Linked DNA regions of Homo sapiens: region 1 is linked to region 2. The links are chromatin loops, found by intact Hi-C in ENCODE. Cell type or tissue: PC-3. All regions are shown on one strand. Links, peaks and the distances in the headings refer to the core of each region. The heading gives the core; the rest is flanking DNA.

What was found. Hi-C counts contacts between places; a loop is a spot of excess contacts. Peaks named below come from ENCODE experiments on the same cell type or tissue, not always from the same donor. Only the 100,000 strongest peaks of a DNase experiment are listed, where the experiment ranks them.
Region 1: a loop joins it to region 2, with 19 times the contacts of the local background. A loop is called at or near these places in 22 of 110 quality-filtered maps.

Annotation. Positions count from the first base shown.
Region 1 is chr21:15,888,430-15,901,582 of GRCh38, forward strand. No RefSeq gene overlaps it. Among named protein-coding and RNA genes, the nearest start is that of USP25, 170 kb to the left of the region's middle. In PC-3, for the core only: a CTCF peak has its summit at 6,288 (motif pointing right); no DNase peak of the experiment used is centred there.
Region 2 is chr21:16,323,052-16,336,204 of GRCh38, forward strand. The region is part of intron 4 of MIR99AHG (mir-99a-let-7c cluster host gene); the gene reads left to right. Among named protein-coding and RNA genes, the nearest start is that of SNORD74B, 45 kb to the left of the region's middle. In PC-3, for the core only: CTCF peaks have their summits at 7,494 (motif pointing left) and 7,709; a DNase peak (open chromatin) is centred at 7,470.

The sequences.
Region 1 (13,153 bases), core at 3,225-11,224, 430 kb before region 2:
AGAAAACAAATGGGAAAAAATTGGGGCTGCCAGAGCCTTAAAGCTCCAAAAAGGGTCATCATGGCATTAGTGCTCAGACCCCTGAGGAGGCTTACCACCTACCTGCTCATGGTAATTCTGAGGGGTAAAGTAACGACAGTTCTAGAAGTTTCGAAGTAGTTGAAGGCTGGAATTTGCTGCCGTTATTACAAAGCTGATAGGACTAGCCATCAGAGATGAACTAGATCTTTTTTCATCTTCCTGCCAACTTCCCTGTAGTACTTCCTACTGGCAGAACCTAATAAGCAGCAGTCAGAGGGGTCAGAGAAGTGTAGTTTGCAGAGTCCCGGCCTCAGCACACAGAGCAGAGGACAGAAGGGTGGAATTGGAGCTGAGAAACAATAGATGAAGAACCAGCACACTGGTTTCCTTCAAAGACTCATTTTTATCTAAAGGTATTAGTCCCTAAAACGCCAGATACTCAGGAATTTGTAGAGAAATTCTGGGCCCTCAAGAATAAGTGTACTAGTTCGAATTGAAATCTTGTTACTCTTTTCTGTTAAACGAGACTGTAATGCTGCTATATAGTGCTTAACTTTTAAAATTGACAGTGGATGAATCTGCATATTATAGTCAGGTGTTCATGTCCATCCATTCATTTATTGAGTGCCTACCACATGCCACACAATCTATCAGGTGGTATGTATATAAAATAAAACTTAGATAATAAGACAAAAGTAATAATTCACCCAAATTCATCTATAAATCCAGACTTAGGGACTGTTGACATTTTTGTGTTCGTGCCTGTGGACATCTTTCTGTGCATATGCATGTACACACATCACAATATCATAAAAAGTTTATAAATGCAGATGTTTCCAAGAAAGTGTGTATTCATCTACCTCTCTCCTGCTGTATAGTATTTGATTATAAGGAGAATGCTCCATTACTATTTACCTGTGGACATAGAGCATAGGCTGCTACATATGTCTCTATATACTTTATGCACTTTGTCTTTCCACTAAAATTTCTCAAGGTATAATTTCTGTCTGGGTCACTGAATATGTAGATTTAAAATTTTGAGCTACATTTTTCAAACTGCCCTTCACCAAAGATGTTACAGTTTACACTGCCACCAATAGTACATGAGACTGTTCTTTCATACATTCAATAACAGAATATTATTGACCTTTAATTTGTTTGATAGCCAAAAGTGTGTTCTTCGCATTTCAAAATTTTTAGTGAGAGCATATTCCAATATGTTAATTGACTATTTGTATTTCTTGTATAGTTAACTACCTGTTTACATCCTTTACACTTTTTCTTTTGGGTGTTTATGTCTGTAACTTGGCAGTAGCTCATATTAGGAATCATTATTATACACGTTGCAAATATTTTTACAATTAGTTTATTTATTATTGCATTATAACCATGCTTACGTAGTGGTGCTCTACTATTTCTGCCTTAGGTATAATGTTTAGAATTTTCTCTGGTCAGGGTTATAAAAATACTCATGTTTCTCCTGATATTTTTATGATTTCATTTTTAGATCAGTCTTTAATGCAGTTGACAGTTACATTAAAGTAGTGAAATAGTCAACATTTTCTGTCAGTATTATCTGGTTGTCATAATACCATTTATAAAATAATTCCTGCTCTTCCTCATTGATCTAAAATGTAACTTCCACTAGATAATCATATTTATGTTTGATATTTACAAATACTATTCAGTTCTATTTTGTCTGTTCAGCTACTTTCACTGATTTAATTATTGTTGCTTCTTGTTTGACTATATATTTAAAATATTTGTTTTATAACTAATACAAGGTTTCATACCTAATAGGTCAAGTATTACTTCCCAACACATACACCCTTATCTCTTTCATAATTCCATACTCTTTTACAGATAAACTGTAGAATTATTTAATCTTCCTTCAAATACAGGTTCTATTGGTATTCTGATTATAATACAGGATACATAGATACATACGACATTGCATGGGTCACATAAATTGTGGCACCTTTTCAATATTAATATTCTTATTCATAAAGAATATTGTTTGTCCTATTAGGTTCATATGCCCCTCAGTAAAGTTTTTAGATTATTTTTCTTTAGTCAGGTATCTTAATGTGTTTTAATGTTCTTGTATTTATGAATGTGCTCCTTTTTTCTCCCCCTTTACAAAAATGTTTTCTAATTGAATATTTTCATTTTTTAAATCTCAGAACCTCTTCACACAAATTAGTAAGGGCCTCAGAGAACTTTTATGTTGGCAGGTATGTCTGCTAATATTTACCACTTCAGAAATTAAAAATGTAATTGAAAAGTGACATGTCTATGTAACATTTATGTTAGCATAAATATTTTAAGTGAAAAATGGCTAAATTTTTTGCCTAGCCCTTCTTTTGGAGGCTTGTAGGGAAATAAAATACTGATTATATCTGTCCCTGTACTCACACTTCAAGAATAACACATAGAATTAACTTGGAATTTGGACTAGCAAAGACTGAATTATTGATCATCTTAAAAATGGATGGAAATCATTTTTCATGGTAGTCGTATGATTTCTTGGCAATTAGCTAATTTCTCAGGAAAATTAAGGGTGACAGTGTGGAAGGTAGGCATCTCCGTCAGTGTGGAAATACCACCCTCTAAGACAACTGCTTTATGCGTGGGTTGTACTTCCCTTGCCGCATAGTTTGAAAATGTCTCCAGGAAGAAAGTTTACCGGGTGTGCTTTACTGCTCTCAAGTATTGCAGCCTTGTGCTATCCATTGTCCAGACACTGAAAAGAATTGCTTCATATATTTTTACCCAACTTTGATTATTAATGGCAGGAAAGTTATTCAGATACCAACTGTTCCATGATGGTTAAATCTCAGAAATCTATAATTCTCATAGAAGATACCATAGGAGAGTATCTTTAAATCTTGGAATAACAATGGGTCTCTTCATACACACACACACACACACACACACACACACACACACACACACACACAAATTAAACATGGTGGAAATTTTTGACAAATTTAACCACATTAAATATTCTGTCCATTAAGATTCCCCAAAGATGGTGGAAAGATGGCAGGTTAGTGGGAGAAGATATTTGCAGCATGCAAGGCAAGATGACAATGCACTAATAACAAAATTTCATAAAACAATGGACTTGGGGCTTGGGAAAAATAATTATGACATGCTTTCTGAAGTGTCCCCAGATAGTTTCATAAAAAATGGAGCAAATAGGCTAAAGAAAAACCCATAGACATCATGTTCAAAAGAACTGATGACAAGGCATGTTCATAACCCATAAAATACAAGTGGATGCAGCTAAATAACTGCAATACTTTTGAAAGAGTTTGGCAGGTTTCGAAGATGTGAGGAGCTACAAAGCAGATTAAAAAAAAAAAAAAACCTACCACACATACATTTAAATCAATACAAACATGCCTGATAATTAAAACAAAAAAGGCTTGAACAAGCACTTTACCAAAAAAAAAAAAAAAAAAAAAAACAACGAAAAACTAATCAACGTGGAATGGTGTTCAGTCTTATTAGCAGCCAGGAAAATGCAAGTTAAGGCCACAAGGAGATAACACCAAACACATGTAAAACTGAAAAAAAACATTTAGCCATCCTCACTAGCAAATGTTGGTGAAGATGTATCTGTAGTAGTGGGAACACTCATTATACTGGTGTGTGTGTAATTCAGTCCAACCACTTTGGATTACTTTAAAAATCTGAAGTTATGAGTATATTCAGCAATTCCTAAGTATTTTTTCTAAAGATATCTAGATACATGCGTATCATTTTACATGTACAAAATGTTCCTGGAAGCGTAGTTTGTATTAGCAAAAACTGGAAACAAATATCCATCAACAGTAAGCACATATTGCACTATATTCATATAATGGAATACTGTACTGCAATAGAGAGCAAACCACGGTGCATGTATCAACAGGAGTGAAATAGTATTGAATGAAATAAGACAAAAGCACATATAGTGTAATTTATTTAATGTTCCAAAAAACCTTAGGTAAACCCAAAACATACAAGAATGCACTCATGTATAGTAAAACGAAAAAGACAGAAGGATTGCCATGTAAGTTAGATTAATCATTACTTGTAGGAGGGAGGAAAGATGTATGGTTTGAAAGGGACATTTGGGAGTGGCTATACTTGCTTCTAATATTCGATTTTGTAATCTGTAAGTTTGCAATTGAAGTTATACACTTGGGATTTAGAGTAGGATTGTCCCTTGGAGATATAAAGTTAAATACAAATATAAATCATCAGCTCTGAGATGCATTTATAGCCAAGGAAATTCATGATACCATGTAATGAAATGATAACGAAGAGAAGGGCCTACGACGAGTTCTGAGGAGCACTGAAAGGTTCTATGTTGGAGGGAAAATCTGCAAAGGAAATAGAGACGAATATTGAATGAAGTAGGAAAGTCTGTGTCTCTCAGGAGAATTCTTCCAAGCATAAGAAGTAGGCACCTGTGTGAAGTGCTTCAGAGTAAAATGAGGATAGATGAGTAGGCAATCTTGACAAGGGTTATTTCCGAATGATGGGGACCAAGGCTCGTCAGAGTGGCTTCAAGAGTTCAGTGGGGACTTCTTTTCCCAGAAGCATGCATCATACAGCTGGAAAACACTCCCGTTAACAAGACACAGGATTGAAAAAAGTATTAATATTGAAACAGTTTTCATGCATTCCTCAGACTAAGAAGGAAGGAAACAATATTCTTAGTGGCCAAGAATCAAGGAAACCTGAAATCATTTTGACCAACTGATCTAAAAGGAGGAATAAATTACTTTTCCAGTCTCCCCATAGGAAATTTTACAAAATTATTAATATGTGAAGGGGTGTGGCCCAAAATGAATAAAATTACAGAGACTACTGGATTTAATGATATTTATTGGTATTTGTCATATTTTTGTAATTTTAATTTTCATCCTAAATAACTTTCTTCACAATTTTACATTTTAAAATTTAACAACTTGTCCTCCCAGTATAGATTGGATCGTTAGGCCATGAAACATAATTCTGGTGAGTAAGCAGGGGAAAAAAAAAAAAAGAGCCTAGGGCCCATGCAAAAGGCAAAATTATCAGGAAAAAGGGAGAAAACTTTCTCCCCCAAAAAAGACAAGAAAACAACTTGCGTTTTTTTATAATTTACTCTAGATGAAGGGAGCAATTCATACAAGCTGAGTATTTGGTTATGTGTGTTTGAGGCTAGAGTTGACATTGCATAGATTATCTGAAACATCTCAAAATGAGTACTTTCAAATGGCTCCAGGTTTGTAGTGATCCCAGGAACCTGGCAGTAACAAAATTAAATCCTTTGTGAGTTTAATTGTTAAGTGTTGGCTTTGAGGAACATAATATTTTATTTTATTTGATATATATAAGCTGTGACCAAAAGGTAAATATAAACATTTGTAGAAATTTACCAAAAAAAAAAAAAATTATTTCAGATGTGGATGGTGTAAAAGAATTGACAGAAATAGCATGATAAATATAATCATGTTTATCAAATTAATCATCCCAAAAATGGGGCCTAAATTATCTTTAGAGCCTCTCTCTAATTTCATGGTGAGTTGGTTTGGGAGAGGAATCTCCCAGATCCCCGTTCAAGGGAGCGTTTCCTGCTGGCACATCCTTCAGGGTCTACCTCAGCTGCAGAGGGTCACTAGAGGGCTTACTTTTCCTGCGGTCTCCCACATCTTGGGCCCATGGATGCATGAATAAGTGGTCAAGCCACTTTGGCCCAATGCAGGGCCACGTATGCCCTAGAGTCCTTCACTGGGTTGACCATGCCATTGATCATCATAGTTGTACTTCTCTCTCTACCCAATCCTAACTTTCCTAATTCTGTCCACAGATGCTGATTGATCTAATCTCGGCTTGTGGAGGACGAACCTCTTGCATACACTTACCCAAATAATTTACTGTGATTAGGTTTCTTAGGTATACCGATGCAAAAACAGAACGAAATTCATCTTGCAAGCAACTGTCTCTCATTATAGGTTAGTAAATGAGTGTTTTGTTTAATAAACATATCTATTAATTTTATTAATCCAAACTAGTTCACCTAATAGTACTCAAAATAGCAAAGATAAATGGTTAAGCTAGAGGCTTCCCTAACATGAAAATTGACTAATAATTTTGTTAAATGTCTCTATGCTGTCACCAGTGTGTATATATTGGCCATTCTTTTGATCACTTTATTGATATATTTTGCTTGCAGTTGAAAAAAAGATAGTTATACTTAGATAACTTGATTGCTGTCTTCTAAATTCCCAGTAGGTGGTGTCATAATACTGTATTTAGGGATTTTTTTTTATTTATTTAATAAAGTGGAAAAAGAAAGTGCAAATGTGTTTACTTAAGTATATGTACTTGCATTTTAAAAGTGTTTTGGTTTTATTATGAGATGACACTGTTATAAACAACTTAATTCCTTATATGTTTCTTCAATTCACATTTTTACTAGAAAATATGTACTGACAGTTTTATTCTTTTATTCTCTAGAATGATACAAAACTACCTAGTCAAAAGAACAAGATGGCCACAATGTTTACAGAAATATTTTCTCATGATCTTTTTTTACTCTCATATCTTAGACATATGAAAAAAAAAAAACCGTACTTGTCTTGGAAGTCAAACCAGGATCTGTCATTATAATTATTGTAACCTTATTTACACTCAAAATATTTTCTATTTTTGGCTACACTTTTCAAAAACTCTCTACATCATAAATAATTCACCTTTTTGGAATTTTGGCTATTTCTAGTTGAGTTGTAAGTAGTTCTAATTTTTCTACCTTACATTTTAGTAATCTTTATATGTTTACTTTCACAATACAACATGTGCTCAGATAGTTACAACTCAGATAGTAGTGTGGCCTCTATGCAAGGATGACTCTCAACATTCCATGAAACATTCCATGTTTTTAATGTCTTCCCAGCTGGGTCATAAGCCTTTTGAGTGTGTGGCCCGCAAATTAGTAGGTTCTTTTGTTTTTTGTTTTGTAATCACCGAAATGCCTATATATAGTAGTGTTTGGTAAATACATATTGAATAAATGTGATGCTATGTAAGTTTAAATAATTCTCCTTGACTCTCCCTGTACTCCAGAGATTAGGTGACTTCAGTGTGAAATCTATTGTTTTGCTAATTTAATGCTTGTGATACTTCAGTAGTCAAGAATCTGAAGATCTGTACTCTCCACGGGTTGATTTTTAATGGAATGATGTAAATTGTTTTGAGTAGAAAGTGAAACTAGGCTGAACTTGGCTGATGCCCACCTATGTTGGAAATATTTAAACCAGCCCTAGCCAGAGAGAAATTGCCCATCTGGTGGTCAGAACTTGAGTTCTGGCAAGACTCGCTGCCACAAGCTAAAGTGCTCTGGTGCCCTAAATTAACTTGAAAGGCAGTCTGGTCTAGGTGAATCCAGGTGCTGAACTGGCCTCAGAACCACTGGACTTGGCGGTGGAGGGGGGCATGTAACTTACTGAGACACCAGCCAGGATGGCTAAGGGAGAGCTTGTGCCACCACCCCCCAAACCCCAGGCAGCACAGCTTGTGACTCCAAAAACCCCTTCCTTCCACTTGAGGAGAAGGGTGTGGGGCTGTAGTAAGGAGAGCTTTCTCCTGCATCTTGGATACCAGCTCAGCCACAATAGGATAGGGCACTAGTTAGAGACATGAACCCTCATTTCCAGGCCCTAGCTCCTGGGTGACATTTCCAGACACAGATCAGAAGGGAGTCTGTTGCCTTGAAGGGAAGAGCCCAGTCTTGGCAGGATTCATCACCTACTAACTGAAGAATGCTTGGGCCCTGAATAACCAGCAGTAATACCCACGTAGTATGCTGTGGGCCTTGGGTGAGACTCTGAGACTTGGTGGCTTCAGGTACCAGCTTGGCCACAAGGGAGTAGTGCACCAAATGGGCTCTTGGAGATCTCTGATTTAGGCCTTGGCTTTTGGACAGAATGTTTGGACCTGCCCGTGAAAAGATAGGGAAGAGTGAGAAGAACTGCATCTCATTGTTTGAGTGCCAGCTCAGCTGCAGTAAAATAGAATTCCAGGTAGATGTCTCAGATTTTTGACTCCAGTCCCTGGCTTCTGGATGGCACCTCTGGACATGCCCGAGGCCTAGGGAGCTCACTGCCCTAAAGGGAAGGACACATGCCTGGCTGGCTTTGCCATCACCTGATTTGTAGAGCCCCAGGGACTTGAGTGAACATAGGCAGTAGCCAGGTCGTGGTTACAGTGGACCTTGCATGAGACACAGTGCTGTGCTGCCTTCAGGTCTAACCCAGGGCAGTCCCAATAGTAGTGGCGACAGGGGTGCTTGTGTCACCTCACCTCCAGGTGGCTCAGAATGGAGAAAGACTCTTTGTGAGAAAATAAGAGGACAAGAGTCGCTGTCTAGTAATTCAGAGAATTCTACCAGATCTTTTCCAAGACCACCAAAGTGCTACATCTACAAGTCTGCAAGAACCACAGCATTACTGGGCTTGGGGTGCCCCCTAATGCAGATATGAATTAGGTCACAACACCCAAGTCCTTTTGAATGTCTGGAAAGCCTTCACAAGAAAAATGGGTAAACAACAAGCCCAGACTATGAAGACTATAATAAATACCTAACTCTTCAATGCTCAGACACAGATGAGCATGCATAACCGTAAAGACCGTCCAGGAAAACAACCTTGCCAGATGAACTAAATCAGGCACCAGGGATCAATTCTGGAGAAACAGATATGTGACCTTTTGGACAGATAATTCAAAATAGCTGTGTTGAGGAAGCTTAAAGAAATTCAAGATCACACAGAGAAGGAATTCAGAATTCTATCAAATTCAACAGAGACTGAAATAATTAAAAGGAATCAAGCAGAAATACTGGAGTTGAGAAATACAATTGGCATACTGAAGAATGCATTAGTCTTGTAATAGCGAATTGATTAAGCAGAAGAAAGTGAGCTTGAAGAGAAGCTATTTGAAAATACACAGAGGAAGCAAAAGAAAAAAGAAAAACAACGAAGCACACCTACAGGATCTAGAAATAGCCCCAAAAGGGCAAATCTAAGAGTTATTGGCCTTAAAGAGGTGATAGAGAAAGAGATAAGGGTAGAAAGTTTATTCAAAGGGATAGTAGAGAGCTTTTCAAACCTAGAGGAATATATCAATATCCAAGTACAAGAAAGTTATAGAAAATCAAGCTGATTTAACCCGAAGAAGACTACTTCAAGGAATTTAATAAATCAAACTTCGAAAGATCAGGGAAAAAGAAAGCATTCTAAAAGCAGCAAGAGAAAAGAAATAAATAACATTTAAAGAAGCTTCAGTACATCTGCCAGCAGACTTTTCAGGAGACAGTAGCATGATATTTGTAAAGTGCTGAAGGAAAAATTCTCTTACCTTAGAGTAATACATCCAGCAAAAATATCCTGTAAACATGCAGGAGAAATAAAGACTTTCACAGACAAACAAAAGCTGAGGGATTTCATTCACACTAGGCCTATCCTACAAGAAATGCTAAAGGGAGAACTTCAGAAAGAAAAAGACATTAATGAGCAACAAGAAATCATGTGAAAGTATAAAATTCACTGGTAATAGCAAGTACACAGAAAAACACAGAATATTATAACACTGTAACTGTGGTGTGTAAACCACTCTTAAGTAGAAAGACCAAAAGATGAATCAATCAAAAATAATAACTACAACAATTTCCAAAACATAGTACAATAAGATATAATTAGAAACAACAAAAAATTTAAAAGTGGGGAGACGAAATTCAGTTGTAGAGTTTTTATTTTCCTTTTTCCTGTTTGTTTATGTTGTTACATAACATAAACTTAACAGTGTTAAGTTGTTACCAGCTTAAGATAATAGGTTATAAAATAGTATTAATATTTGCAAGCTTCACGGTTATCTCAAATCAAAAAACATAATGGATACACACGCATAAAAAAACAAGAAATTAAATTATACTACTAGAGAAAATCACCTTCACTAAAAGGAAGACAGGAAGGAAGAAAAGGAAGGGAAGACCACAAAACAACCAGAAAACAAATAACAGCATGGAAGGAGTAAGTCCTTACTTATCAATAATAACATTGAATATAAATAAAGTTTCCAATCAAAAGTGGCTAAATGTATTTTTTTAAAAAAAGATTCCATGATCCATTGCCTACAAGAAACTTCATCTCTAAAGATACACATATACTGAAAATAAAAGAATGGAAAAAGATATTCCATGACAATGCAAACCAAAAAAGAGCAGGAGTCACTATACTTCTCTCAGACAATTAGATTTCAAGACAAAAGCGATAAGGAGAGACAAAGATTGTCACTGTATAATGAAAAACGGGTCAATTCAGCAAGAGGATATCACAATTTTAAATATATATGTACCTAATGCTGGAGCACCCAGATACATTAAGCGAGTAGAGGTAAAGAGAGCGATAGACTCCAATACAGTAATAGCTGGAGACTTACCAACACTCCACTCTCAATATTGAACAGAGAATCCAAACAGAAAATCAGCAAAAATGCATCAGATTTAATTTGTACTGTAGGCCAAATGGACCTAATAGATATTTACAGAATATTTTATCCAATGGCTGCAGAATACACATTCTTCTCTTTGGCACATATATTATTCTCAAGGATAGACCATAGGTTAGGTCACAAAACAAATCTTTTTTAAAAAATTTGTATTTTGGGTTTGGAGGTACATGTGAAGATTTGTTACATCGATAAACATGTGTCATGGGGGTTGTACATATTATTACATCACCCAGGTATTAAGCTCAGGATCCAATATTTCTCTTTTCTGTTCCTCTCCCTCCTTCCACCCTCCCCTCTCAAGTATACCCCAGAGTCTATTGTTTTCTTCTTTGTGTTCATAAATTCTTACAATTTAGACAAAACAAGTCTGAAAGCATTAAAAAAAGAAATAACATCAAGCATCTTCTCTGACCATGATGGGATAGAACTAGAAATTAATAACAACAGAAATTTTGGAAACTACACAAATACATGGAAATTAAGCAATATGCTTCTGAATGAACAGTGGGTCAATGAAAAAAATTAAGAAGGAAATTGAAGAAATTAAGAAGGAAGCATATGTGCCTACATCGAAAAAGAAGAAAAACTTGAAATAAACAACTTAACGATCCATCTTGAAGAACTAGAAAAGCAACAGCAAACCAAACCCAAAATGAGTAGAAGAAAAATAATAAAGATCAGAGCAGAAATAAATTTGAAATTAAAAAAACACAAAGGATCAATTAAACAAAAAAGTTTTTAAAAAGGTCAACAAAATTGGCAAACCTTTAGCTAGACTAAGAATAAAAGATTCAAATAAATAAAATCAGAGATATACAAGGAGACATTACAACTGATAGCACAGAAATTTAAAGGATCATTAGTGGCTACTATGAGTAACTTATGCCAATAAATTGGAAAACATAAAATAAATGGACAAATTCCTAGACACATACAACCTACCAAGATTGAACCATGAGAAAATCCAAAATCTAAAGAGACCAATAACAAGTAAAAACAAAAGCCATAATAAAAAGTCTCCCAGCAAAGAAAAGCCTGGGATTCAGTGGCTTCCCTGCTGAATCCTTCAAAACATTTAAAGAACGATCAATCCTACTCAAGCTATTCCAAAAAAATACAGGAGGAGGGAATACTTCCAAACTTATTCTACAAGGTCAGTAATAACCCTGATATCAAAACCAGACAATAACATCAAAAAAGACAACTATAGGCCAATATCACTGATGAATATTGATGCAAAAATCCTCAATAAAATACTAGCAAACCAAATTTAACAACATATTATAGATAATTCATTATGTCCAGGTTGGATTTATCCAAGGGATGCAAGAATGGCTCAACACATGCAAATAAATTAATGTGATACATCATATCAACAGAATAGAAAACAAAAACTATATGGTCATTTCAACTGATGTGGAAAAAGCATTTGATAAACTTCAACATCTCTTCATGATTTAAAAAAACTCTCAAACAACTGGCTATAGAAGGAACATACCTCAACATAATAAAAGGCATATATGACAGACTCATAGCTCTTATCATATTGAATGGGGTGAAACTGAAAAACCTGTCCTCTAAGATTGGGAACAAGATGAGGATGCCCACTTTCACCACTGTTATTACACATAGTACTGGAAGTCCTAGCTAGAACAATCAGACAAGGGAATGAAATAAAGGACATCAAAATTGGAAAGGAAGAAGTCAAACTATTCTTGTTTGAAAATAATATGATCTTATATTTAGGAAATCCTGAAGACTCCACCAAAAAACTATTAGAACTGATAAATTCAGTAAAATTGCAGGATACAAAATCACCATAGAAAAATCAGTGGCTTTTCTATATGCCAGCAGCAAACAATCTGAAAAAAAATTCAAGAAAATAATCTCATTTACAATAGCTACAAATAAAATAAAATACCTGGGAATTAACCAAAGTAGTGAAAGATTTCTACAATGAAAACTATAAAACATTATGCAAGAAATTGAAGAGGATGCAAAAAAATGGAAAGATACTTCATGTTGATGGATTGGAAGAATCAATATTGTTAAATGTTCATATTACCCAAAGGAATCTACAGACTTAAAGCAATCCCTATCAAAATACCAATGATGTTCTTCACAGAAATAGAAGAAAAAAATCATGATATTTATATGGAGCCACAAAAGACCCAGAATAGCCCAAGCTATCCTGAGCAAAAAGAACAAAACTGGAGGAATCACATTACCTGACTTAAATTATGTTATGGAGCTATAGTAACCAAACAGCATGGAACTGGCATAAAAACAGACACATAAACCAATGGAACATAAGAGAGAACCCAGAGATAAATCTATACATCTACAGTGAACTCATTTTTGATAAAGGTGCTAAGAACATTCATTGGGGAAAGTCTCTTCAATAAATGGTGCTGAAAAAACTGGGTATCTATATGAAGAAGAATGAAACTAGACCTCTATCTGTCACCATGTATAAAAATCAAAATGGATTAAAGACTTAAATCTAAGATCTCAAACTATGTAATTTCTATAAGAAAACATGAGGAAAACTCTCCAAAACATTGGTTTGGGCAAAACTTCTTGAGAA
Region 2 (13,153 bases), core at 3,076-11,075:
AGCCCAATGACTGAAAAAAAGTTTGTAAATTTATAGATTTTAAACAAATTGAATGGTGCTAGTTTTTCTATTCACTTTTGTCTCTAAAATATTTTTGGTATTTTGTAAACAGCAATAAAAATAGCAAGAGTAAAATTTGACTTCATGGAAACTTAACTGTGACTGGACCTCTTTTAATAATTTTTATTAATTTTGACTCCTGTGAATTTTGATGTTTGGAGGTTATATATTTCCAAACTTAAAAAACAGACCTACAATAAATTAGATTGATTATTCCTAGTGAAGTACTTTACTAATATTATTGATATTATTGTGTAGTAGTTATTAGGGAGTCTAAGAGGAAGACTATTTTTATTATAGGGAGGATGGTTTCAACTGACAGGTTTTAAACTAAAATGTTTAAGCATTTTAGACATTCTATTTTAATAAGTATGTTTTAGTTTTAATTTTTTTAAGAATAAATGTGAAATGAATGATTTGGATATAGGTTAGTTTATGGAAATTTTTGATGATGACTATGTATTGATTACTTTTCATTTCAGGTTATTGATTATTAAAATGGCATTATAAAGAGATAGCTCCAAAATAACAGTGTCTTAATTACTTGAAAGACATGTTGTTTTAATATTGCACTGTAACATACCATACCATATTTGGTGATTTTTTTTCTCTATTCCAGTTTTGTATGCTACTGTAGGGCATAGAATGTGAGTAGCACCCCTAGAACTCAAAGTATATTTTTATGTGAAGCTGAAATGTTTTTAACTTGACTCAGCCAGTTAATAATTTTTGGATTTGGCAAGCTTCAGTACGGTCCTATTTTTGAGAAAAGCCAACAAAAGTATTTATCTTCTAATTCAATGTCCTTTTTTCCCTTAAAGAGATTTTTGTGTGCAAATGCTTATAAATGTATTGTTATTACAGTAACACTAACATATTCTATTTCTTTCTACGGTGCTAAAAATAATTAACATTTATGGTACATTTAAACTTTTGTCAGTCAGAAGATCTAGTTATTAAACCAAATGAAATAGGTATAACAATACCTTCTGTATTGGAGTTAGATTATCTCTGAAAGTAATACACACATCAGATGTTATATGGTACCACCGCTACCTCAAAACCATGCATCCTAATATGTTTATTTATAATAAAAATTTTAAATCAGTCATACATTTTCTTCTGAAATGCATACATAGCATATGCAATGGACTGGTGGAAATACTGTACCATTTCTCATTACTTATTAGAATGACTTAAAATATTGGTTTTGGCTAAACAACTAATCAGTATTTTAGTGGAACAGATTTACAACCTTTCCTGACAGTAAAATACACTTTTTGTATATAACATTTCTTACCCAAAGACAGTTGGCACAGTAGTAAACTTAATAATCACCTCCAGAAATAAAACATGGAAAAACAATGTTAAATTAAAAACAATTGGCAACTTTAGATATACGTATATGCTTGTGTGTATGTTAATGTGTGTATATTATACACACAGAGTTTATACAGGCATATAATAATATACCATTATGTATTATATATATATATAACATAGACATATAATATATATTTAAATAAATTATATAAGTATATATAAGTAAATTATATAAATACATATAAATATGTAAACATAATTATATAGATATATAATTATAAAGGCAATAGATTCTAAAACTCAAAACAGACACATATAAAGAGAAAGTTACTAATCATTTCCTCCTGTCATCCTGAGGCAGCCAATGTCAGAGTGTGGTGTGTGTTTCTTTACCTCACTCATGAGCTTCTCCAAGCTCAGAAAGCACAGATGCACGTTTGTACATCTCTTTTGTTAGAAAGAGAGATGTGGTTTTGTTTCTGTGGTTTGTTTTTATACAGAAACTATCAAACACATTGCTCTTCATTTTGTTTTTTATAGATACCCCTTCAAATTAATATACAGAATATTCATATTAAGGCATGCTATTTTTAATTTAAGGAAATAAAAATCTGGATATTCATTGTCTTTCTTTTATCATAGCCATAGTAAAAAGTACCAATATTGTCATGGACTGCAAATCTCAGGGATATTTTAACTCCAGATCTGGTAATCGCATGAAAATGACTCTGATGTCTATGGGAAAGCAGGAAACCAAGATTTACAAAGTGAATTGCAATTTGGTAGACAATGTTCTTTTACTGATCTACTTGTTATCTAGTGCTATCTATCTCCAAAAATACCTGATCCTCATGGTAGAATACATGCTTCACTATGATATAATGGTTGTAGTTTTCAGACACCGTATTTGGTGAAAAAAATCACATTATAAAACCATACGTCAGTAGAAAGGAATGAGTTAGGGAATAGATTTGCTAAGCTTCTACCAATGGTATAAAGGCGGATGCAGGATTTTCTTTAGATTAAGACTAGGTATAATGAAGAGAGCAAAAATAAGTTAAGCCATGGATTAATCCAAGTGAATACAGTTCAAGGAAAATAAACATGATACAATCATATGTAAGAGTAAATAATATTCCTCAATGAAAACATTATAACAATTTTGTTTAGAATGCCATAGGCCATCAGAAAGCTGTATATATATATATGTATTATATATTGTATACACTCATCTATTACATATTTAACATGTATTACATACATATTAATGTTTATTATATATTCATATTTCACGTAGTATACTGATATAGTATACCTACCATACTGTTAGGTGCATCTGACTTTTTCCATCTTAAATTTTGCATGCACAAAGTATATTTCTTGTACAAAATTTAAATCCTAACAATAATATAGCAAAGGTAGATCATGCTTTTGAGAAGCTTTTTAAATTAACAAGTGTTTAAAAGTCTTTGTATATATGTCTGTTACATGTGTGTGCTATGTGTGTGTGTGTGTGTGTGTGTGTGTGTGTGTGTGTGTGTTTAGCATTGAGCCTAAGTTCCAAGCAACCAGTGTGGGTCAGGCAGATTTAGTTCAGCTGGAACGTAAGGAGAAAATTGACAAGAATGATTCAATTCAATCTATCAACATTGATTAAATGCTTACTATACACTAGGTACTCTTCTAAACGTTCAGGTCATAGTAGTGATCACAAAAAGTCCCAAGCAAACATGGTTCTTATATTCTACAGGTGGTGCTGGGGGCACATAGAGAGGAGGAAGACATTAAGCCAAAAACCAAACAAATAAAAAGCATCATACTGTTTTTGACAGTGTCAAATAGTGTGAAGAAAAATAAAGTTGGTTGGGTGTCTATGGGGAGTGTTTCTTCTATTTTTGGTTGCAGATGATTTTTTGCAGTTGGTAGCATCTGAGAAGAGACCTGCAAGAAGTGAAGAAGTATGCTACCAGGCATAGCCCGGGAAAGGGCAGCCCGAGGCAGGGAAAAGAGCCAGTGAGGTTTTCAAGGAGAGCAGAGTGTGGCATATTTGAGTTATACCAAAGACAATAAAATGGTGAAATAAGGCCATGAAAGGCCTTGTTGGCCATATCAACAATATTGGATTGTTTTTCCTAAGTCAGTTGGGAAGCCCTTGGAGGCGTTTGATCAGTGACGTCTCAGTTCATATCATAGATAAGTGAATATGCATATTTTAAGAGTTCACTCTGCGGCCGGGCGTGATGGCTCACGCCTGTTATCCCAGTACTTTGCGAGGCCAGGTGGGCAGATCACGAGGTCAAGAGATTGAGACCATCCTGGCCAACATGGCAAAACCCCATCTCTACTAAAAATACAAAAATTAGCCAGGCGTGGTGACCCACGCCTGTTATCTCAGTTACTCGGGAGACTGAGGCAGGAGAATCGCTTAAACCTGGGAGGCGGACTTTGCAGTGAGCCGAGATCACACCACTGCACTCCCGCCTGGTGACAGAGTGAGACTGTGTCACAAAAAAAAAAAAAAAGAGAGAGAGTTCTCTCTGCTACATAAAAACTAGCCTGAGAGGAAACTGGGAAATTGGTTCAACGCTTATGGCAGTACTTTGGAAGAGTGAACTTGTAGACACTAGGTGCTTCAAAACAGAATGATATTAATAACATAATATTTGATTTATAATTTATCTACTTCTCACAACAGAATAGAATAATATGTGTAGAGCTTTAAAGCAATACTAGCATACAGTAAGTTCCATGGAAATTCTAACTATTAACTTTATCCTCTGTATCATCATAATCACCATCATCATTATCCAAATCCTTAATAGATGCTCTTGGGAAAAAGGTCATTTTAAATGATATTACAAATATGACCCTCTTTTCCTCACTAAAGTCAAGCATAAGTTAAAGGATTTGAGGATGTGCCCTATTACAGAGTTGTTTAAGAATTTTACGTGTAACATCCAATGTTTTTTTCATCCTTAAGTTGTTGCATGAGTTATAATTAAACCTAATTTAAAAAAACAGCTAAACTAAATTGGCATTGTTTCTATTTACATTTTAAAAATTAAATCCTAATCAAACTTTTCCTCTTCATTTATATGAAAATTTTGTCTCCAAATGTGTACATTTATTTTCAGCTGACTTTTCCCAGCCTGTTCCTCTTAGATAGAAATGTCTTCTCTGTACTATTGTTTTTATATGATTTTTTTCAATGCTCAACCCTACTTGATATACATACATATACACAACCATGTACAACATTCACTGTACTCTTTGAAATTCATGGCTTAGCACATGAAAAGTAGCATATTAAACTTTAAAATAATACAAATATATTTGGTTATCCTTGAAAAATATAAACATTCGCAAAAAATATCACCAGCCGCACATACATATATTCATATAAAATAATGTATATTAATAAAAAACTTATATAGGCAATGATACAATCATTAAGTGTTAGCTTGGAAGTAGATGGTATCAGAAAATTAGAAAATAGTTCTTGTGTAAGTTATTCTTCTACTAATTGGTTCTTAGTTTCCTGAGGACTGCTTTCTTAAAAACAGATTTACATGGTATGCAGATCAGTTTTGTGTAGTGTTTTTGTTTTGTGGTTACTATTATTTTGTTTGTTTTATGTGTGTATTTTTTAAAGTCTGACAGAGTGATAAATGGTGCTAGTTTTAACTTGAGCTTCAAATACTGATTGATATTTTTTAAACATACACCTTTGATACAATAACAAAACAAATAAAAACAGAGCGTTAAGTCAAATGGAGAAACTAGCACAGATAAAATGTTCTAGTTTTCTGATCTATGCCTGGCAAATAAATGTATGTACTTAGGGAAATTTGGTGTGTTTTCCTATGTGATACATAAACTGGATAATTTTAATATATTCCCCATTTTGGACATTATATTAGAGTGAGAAAAACAGAAAATATATTTAAAATCATAAAAAGTATTAGTAAAGTTCTGAAATTAAAATAACTCCATGAGTATTTTTTTAAGAAAATATTTTCAATTTAGTGATAAATGAGTTTGTATATATACGGCCAAATCCAAAATAGTCTAAAGCTAAGATTGAGGCCTGTCTCAGCTAAATTACATAAAATCAAATGATAAAAGTTGACACTTAACTCATCTTGGACTTTGGATGTAAAACATATGTTGCTGATGTTAGTTTGACATGTGTCAAACACCTTCAAAATGTATGTATGAATATTTATATTCTTCATACATACCTGTTTATGGGATAATATTGAAATTAAATAACATTCTTAGAAAATTAATGTGACAATATCCAAACAGAATTGAGATCTCAGACACAAAACATCTGAGTTTAGGCCTATTTGCCATTGACCTATTACTAAAGTGCTTCTGAAAAATGTCCTCACAGAAGGTTGTTTGGCCTTTCATCCTGCTCCAAAGTGGGTGAGCATAGCTCAGCTGATGTCTACAAACTGTCAGATTCTATGAGCAGAGATCGTGTTTTTCCTTCTAACAGTATAAGTTGCCGTTGTTTAATCTTTTGATGTGGCTCTGGAAGAGAATATGGTCATTGGTACTCACTCTAGGGAAGAAAAAGAGCAGTTGGGGGTGGAGGGAGGAGGATGCAGATTGAAAGACGTAAAATAGTGGCAAAAGACAGTGTTCCTTCTCCAGAGGTGAAGACCTGAGTCCCAGCTGGGAGACATGTATCAGTTTCTGTGCCTGGGAACTTCACATCTTTGGCACCTATCTTGTGCTCAGTGTAAGTCCAGCATTAAGATATATGTATTTTTCCTACTGCATAGCATCTAAATGGAAACCAGTCATATCATTAACTGGTTAATTAACAGATAACAAAGAAGCCAAATTAAAAAACAAAAATAAAAATTCTGCCTTTATTAGACTAATTGAGAGGCCCCAGGTTTTCACCATGCATGGTTGCTTTAGAACCTAACTCCCCAGGAAGATGTGGCTCCATTCTGCTAGGAAGCAGTCTAGAGCAGCACTATGCAAAGTGGGGTCCATGGGCCAGGCCCTTCTGAGAACAGTTTGATACCCATTAGAAAACATGGAAGTACAAAAATAGAGAGTAAGCCTTTAGAAAATTTCATAGAAAATCAACCCAACATTTGTCTGTTGATTCAAGTAATAAAATATGAATGTTTTAATGTCAGTTTTTACATTTAGTTTCTCTAGTTATCCACTTTTACTGTAAATTGGAAAACATTACTTCATGATTTAGGAAAAAAATAGTCTGGCTTAGACCACAGTTAGTTTGAGAAGCACTGGGGTAGCACTTTTAGAGTTTCAACACAGATCAATATAAGACAAGTGTGATCAATGGCAAAAGTATTTTCAATCCCTTGAAACATCAAGGCAACAATGAGGTTGCATAATTATATCCCTAAAGAAATTTACATCTTTATTAATAAGCTTTGTCCTCTCTCTTTTCTTAAGTATTCATGTAAAAACATTCTGAATGCAAAAAATCATATTTAAACACTAAATAGAATGTCAGTAGAATTGCATTTGTATGTGTTAAAATCCTATTGTCATTTTACTATAAACTTCTTCTCTCCTTGCTGTTATTGCCTAACTTCTACAGGGCATTTGTATGTGGCCTTCTTAAAACATTTACTGGAAAGAAACTTAATAAAAATAAATTTATCAATCCAAGATGTGATTTCTCATGAGAATCTTGAATATCTGCATTTAGAAATTATATATATGGTCATTTATAGAAAAAAGGAAAGATCTCCTTAAAAACTGGAATAAGAAAATGATTTATATAGTCATGCTAACAAAATATCTTATTTTAGCAACCACCTGTCTATCACTCTTACCAGTGAAAATTATTCATAAAATAGCTGCTCCTTATAACTAGGGGTAAGAGATATGCAAACAAGACTGCTTTTAATCTTGAAAAGCATGCAAAACAAAATTTAAACATAGACATCAAAAGAGAAAAACTGTTCTCCAATTTGTCACCAAGTCATTGCTCCCTATATTAAGTCCAGCAATTCACGAAACCCTCACTCATTGTTTGCAGTGCCCTGTAGCAAGCTGGAAGTGTCTTTATATGTATTATTAAATTGCCGTTACTGCCATCTAGTGGGAAGAAATACTCCCTGTCACTATGTCAGGGATTGTACATAAAGCCCTAAAGTTCTAAGTGTAAAGGGAAAGCCACAGTTTGTGTGAATCGCAGAGAGCAAAATGGCAAACTGAAGACACAATCTCATGACAATAGAGACATAATAGACATCTATTCACCGAATAAGTTAAAGAGGTATGTAGGACGAAAAGAAAGGGTGTGGGGAATGCATGCATTCACGAGAATTCATTTTGTGTACACCCAAAATTACATCTAAAGTATTATTTCTTATTGAACACAGGTTACCTGAACCAGGACATTTTATTACATGTAGACTTATTTTGTCTTTACCTTTTGAATGTAGATGGATTGTTTTGCATGTGCTTATTAAGTCTTAAAAATGAAGACAGCTTAGATCTGTTCTTAAAAGGTAAGGTTCATACGAAACACTGTAACGAGGGAATCTTGTTACAATGCAGATTCAGACTCCCCGGGGGTCTGCATTTCTAGCAGCTCTTAGGTGATACCATGCTCCTGTTTATAGTCAGATCATACTTTAGGCAGTTACAGGCTTCGAGTGGGTTACCAAAGGGAAGGAGTCCAGAAATGAAGCAAACTCCCCCACAGAGTATATTTCACCGCTTGTTATCTTGTTGTTATAATGTAATAGACTAGTTCATTCAATGGCCTATACAGTCAAATTGCCAAATTCATTTCTTGAGTTTGTTACTTAACTATGTAGGTAAACTTGGACAAGATATTTCACATCTCTATGACTTAGTTTCATCATCTGTAAAATAAAATAAATCATAACTAAATATATCTAAATAGACATACATAAATAACTATCTCATGGTTCTTATGGGAAATAAATGAGCTAAAATCTCAGGATGAGCCATATGAAATTGTCCTCTTTATAGATGAAAAATAAACATCCACAATTTTATATAGTTAAAACTAAGTATGTAAATTATTTAGTATAATATGTAGCACCTAGTGAACAATAAATGTTAGTATCAGCAACAATTGTCACTGGGTAAATTCATAGACACATGAATGTACTAACACCCTAAAAAGTTTCTTTCAATGAAGAAAATTTTGACATCAAATACACATTATGCAGTAGCACATATAAACCACGAGGACATAAAAAAAAAACAAAGACTCTGGATAAAATTAATAATATGATAAACCTGTTCTGGGGAAAATAGGCCATGAAAGTATCTATTGTTTTCTAAATTATTAGAGCAAGCATACTTCATGTTTTTGAATTCTTTGTCGTTCTTACGCTGTAAACATTTTTACATGATTTCAAGCTATGTTACATTCCTTAGTTGTATGGTGAATCATAAAATGTGTGATAAATTATTTATATTTATAAAGTTTTGCCTCAAATAATAGCATTTAGCACTGTGCTTTGATGAAGGGACATTCATTTGTATGAAAAGCAGTTCTGCTTCTTTTGAGTACATTTAGTCACTTTGCTTAAATGAATAGATATTTCCTAATTTTGACCCTCAGGTTTTAAACTTTGCTTGAAGTGTACTGATTTTTGCTCTTGTGAAGTATTGTTGGTGAACTACAGAGAAGCATGTAACATACTATAAAACTATAAACTTTAAAATTATGAGTTAGAATCTGGTTGGTATTAACTTAAATTGATGTTAATGGTTACATATACAGGCTATCAACTGAGATATATTGTAATTCTTTCTAAGGAGTCCTTCTTTTTCTAAAATTTGAAATCTTTTCAACCTTTTGATGTATATAAAATATTTGTTATAAACCTGTTTTATAATGAAAGTAATTTTTATTACCACGTAGTTTAGAGACTAAACTTGTAAGTTTCAAGGTTAGTGGAAGAAAGAATTTAAGCCACTATAATCTATTCCACATGGGCAACAAAGTACATTTAAGGAATAAAACTATTAGACTATATTTATTGAATGATGAAACTCAAGCTGGTGTTATATAAAGTGATGAAGGAATTACTGAATTCTCTTTTTTTCGTTTTTTGAGATGGAGTCTCGCTCTGTGGCCCAGGCTGGAGTGCAGTGGCACTATCTTGGCTCACTGCAACCCCTGCCTCCTGGGTTCAAGTGATTCTCCTGCCTCAGCCTCCCGTGTAGCTGGTATTACAGGTGCCCACCACCATGCCTGGCTAATTTTTGTTAAATTCTCTTTTCCAAAGATGCGATACTATTATTCTGTTGCAGCAACAAAAACTGGGTATACACACAAAATAATTGAAAACATGATATTTATACATCTAGGCTCATGTCAGCATTATTCACAACAGGCAAAAGATGGAAGCAATCCAGATGTTCATTGGAAAAATAAAATATGGTGTGTACAGACACTGGAATGTTATTCAGCTGTAAAAAGGCATGATATTCTGATACATGCTATGGCATCAAAGATCATTGAGAACATTATGCTAAGTAATATAAGTCAGACACGGGAAAACACATGTTTTGTGATTTTAATTATATAAGGAATCTAGGATAATTAAATACATAAAAGCACAAAGTAGATCAGTGGCTACCAGGAACTGAGAAGAGGAGGAAATGAGGAGTTAATATTTAATAGGTACAGAGTCTCAGTGTGAGATGATGAAAAAGTTCTATAGTTGGACTGGTGATGGCTGCGCTTTACACTTAAAATGACTAAAATGATACATTCTATACTGTTTTGTATATTCATTTCAGTACAATAAGAATAATTTATAAAAGACGCTAATGAGCTCCTAGTCATCATATGACACAAAGGTGTCTTTTAGGAACCATGAAATTAATTTAAAAAAAAAGTCTACTCTCATACCTACACAGCTATTTTCCGTCTGTTATGGTAAGAAACAGAAGTTAAGGTTGTTAACAAAAATAATTTGGAAAGCAAGACAGGAGATCAACTGTTTGCATCACTTTAGGCGAAGTTAATTGACACTCAATGTCTGTCTTTGTCTTTTCAGGCTGCTAAAACAAAACATCGTAAATTGTCTGGTGAGGGCCTACATTCTGGTTCATAGATGGCATCTTTTCACTGTGTTCTCACATTGGTGGAAAGGAAGAACTCTGGTTTCTTCACTTCCTTATAAGGGCACCAATCTTATTCACGAGGGCTTCACCCTCGAAATAATCACGTCCTCAAAACCCCCACCTTCTAATATTCTAATACCATCACGTGAGGGCTTAGGTTTCAACATAAGAATTCGGTGGTGGTGGGGTTGGGGGGAGAGGGAAACAAACATTCAGACCATATCAATGCTTTATTTTTCTCTTTTTAAATCTGGCCATTGTGAGAATTACAGGAGAATTAAAGGCATCTGTCATCATCCCAGACACATAGTAAGTTCTTAATATGGGTGGTTATTGTTATTTTTTCTGATGTTGTTATTGCTTGAACTTTCAAGATGTAGGGACAAAAGTTTTATATAAATAACAAGAAGTTCAACTAAACACTGTATTGTACATCCTGTAAATATGTAGAATATGGAGGCACAAAAATGAGCTTTAGGACCAAAATACAAATATGTTAAAATAGTTTAGACTCAAGTGTTAATGCTAGATGGTCAGTCCTGAACTTTGCCACCCTACTATTATCAGAGAAGTGAAAAATAATAATTTTTTTTTCTTTTTTCTTTTTTTTTTTTTTTTTTGAGACGGACTTTTGCTTTTGTTGCCCAGGCTGGAGGGCAACGGTGCAATCTCGACTCACCACAACCTCCATCTCCGAGGTTCAAGCGATTCTCCTGCCTTAGCCTCCCAAGTAGCTGGGATTACAGGCACCTACCACCGGGCCCGGCTAATTTTGTATTTTGAGTATAGACGGGGTTTCTCCATGTTGGTCAGGCTGGTCTCAAACTCCCGACCTCAAGTGACCCACCCGCCTCAGTCTCCCAAAGTGCTGGGACTGCAGACGTGAGCCACCATGCCTGGCCTCTAAGAATAAATAATAATCTTACCAACTATTCTATATAAGCATTTTTGGCCCACTGAACACTGTGATATGTAACTTCATTGCACCTTCACATCAACCCCACCAAAATATACGTAACAATAGGCTAACTTTAAAATTCCCAACTAAAACAAAAATTGTGACCAGTAAATTACAAAGTTAATAAGAGACACAGTCAAGGTTGAACACCAGGTCTTCTGACTCTAAGTCAAACTCTCTCTTTATTCCCTGTTGTGTATCATAGGTTGCTGTAGACCAAGTATTGAAAATCTTGTGTTTTCTTCATTTTGCATTCTTAGTTTATGGGATTATTCAGAAAAAATTAGGAGAGAATACAGTAATTCAAAATCTACAGATTTTTTAAGACACAGATTTTTGGACATCAGTGTTCAAATCAATAGAAAGTCATGCTTCCCTTCAGCAGCCTTTATTTTGACAATTTTAAGGGGCAGGTACACTAAATTTCTGCTGATTAGATGGAATGAATCCTATCCTTAAATCATAAAGAGTGTTAATGAATCTGGTAGCAAAAGTTGATTGCAGACTTCTTACAATGACACCATGGGATGACAACTGTGTTAACACAATTTTGAATATCTCATTAAACATTTTTTCTCTGCATGTATATTTTTCCTTTTTTTTTTTTTTTAGACGAGTCTTGCTCTGTCGCCCAGGCTGAGTGCAGTGGCACAATCTCAGCTCACTGCAAGCTCCGCCTCCCGCATTCACGCCATTCTCCAGCCTCAGCCTCTCGAGTAGCTGGGACTATAGGCGCCCGTCACCACACCCGGCTAATTTTTTGTATTTTTTAGTAGAAATGGGGTTTCACCGTGTTAGCCAGGATGGTCTCGATTTCCTGACCTCGTGATCCACCCCCCTCGGCCTCCCAAAGTGCTGGGATTACAGGCGTGAGTCACCGCGCCCGGCCTTCTTCATACAAATTTGTTCATGTAATATATTAATTGCCTGCCTACCTTCCTATTACAGGTTTCTTAAACTTTGGTAGATTCTCTTTTGTTTCTGTTCACCAAGGTCCTTCTTCATACGAATTTGTTCATGTAATATATTAATTGCCTGCCTACCTTCCTATTACAGGTTTCTTAAACTTTGGTAGATTCTCTTTTGTTTCTGTTCACCAAGGTTTTGCCAGACCAAGCTACAGGCAGATTTTTACCATTAACAGCTCCTTCTAAAGTTATTCACGTTTGGTCAGTACTCTGGGCTGAAATTCCAACCATCAGTACTCTTTCACTTTGAAAAATAAGCTTGTTTGACTTTATTTGGAAACATATAACTGGATTGCTGTGCTGGATGCTAGTGAGCAATGGTTTAAGGACCCCGTTTATTGTAGGAAAGTTTATTACATTTTGTTTTCATACTGCTTTACAGGGTTGGAATTTTTTGCAGCATTGGTATATAGACAACATGTCATTTGTTTTAGTTGCTACATGACACCTTAAAGTTTATTTTTTCTCCAAAGGAAATGGCAACTGTATTCTTTAAAAACACCTATGTAAAAATGAAATAACTAAACTTGTTTTTAGAGTATTCTATATTCTAGATGGATAATGCCGGAAAAAAAAAGATGCATGTGTACAGCAAAACTTGTTTTATGAAACAACTCCATGGGCCAGGAAAAATTAGTTGCCTAAGAAAGATGTATAGTTAACTGAAAATTAAACACATATTGTCTTTGAAATTTATAAGACATTTAAAGCATCCATTTAACTTATC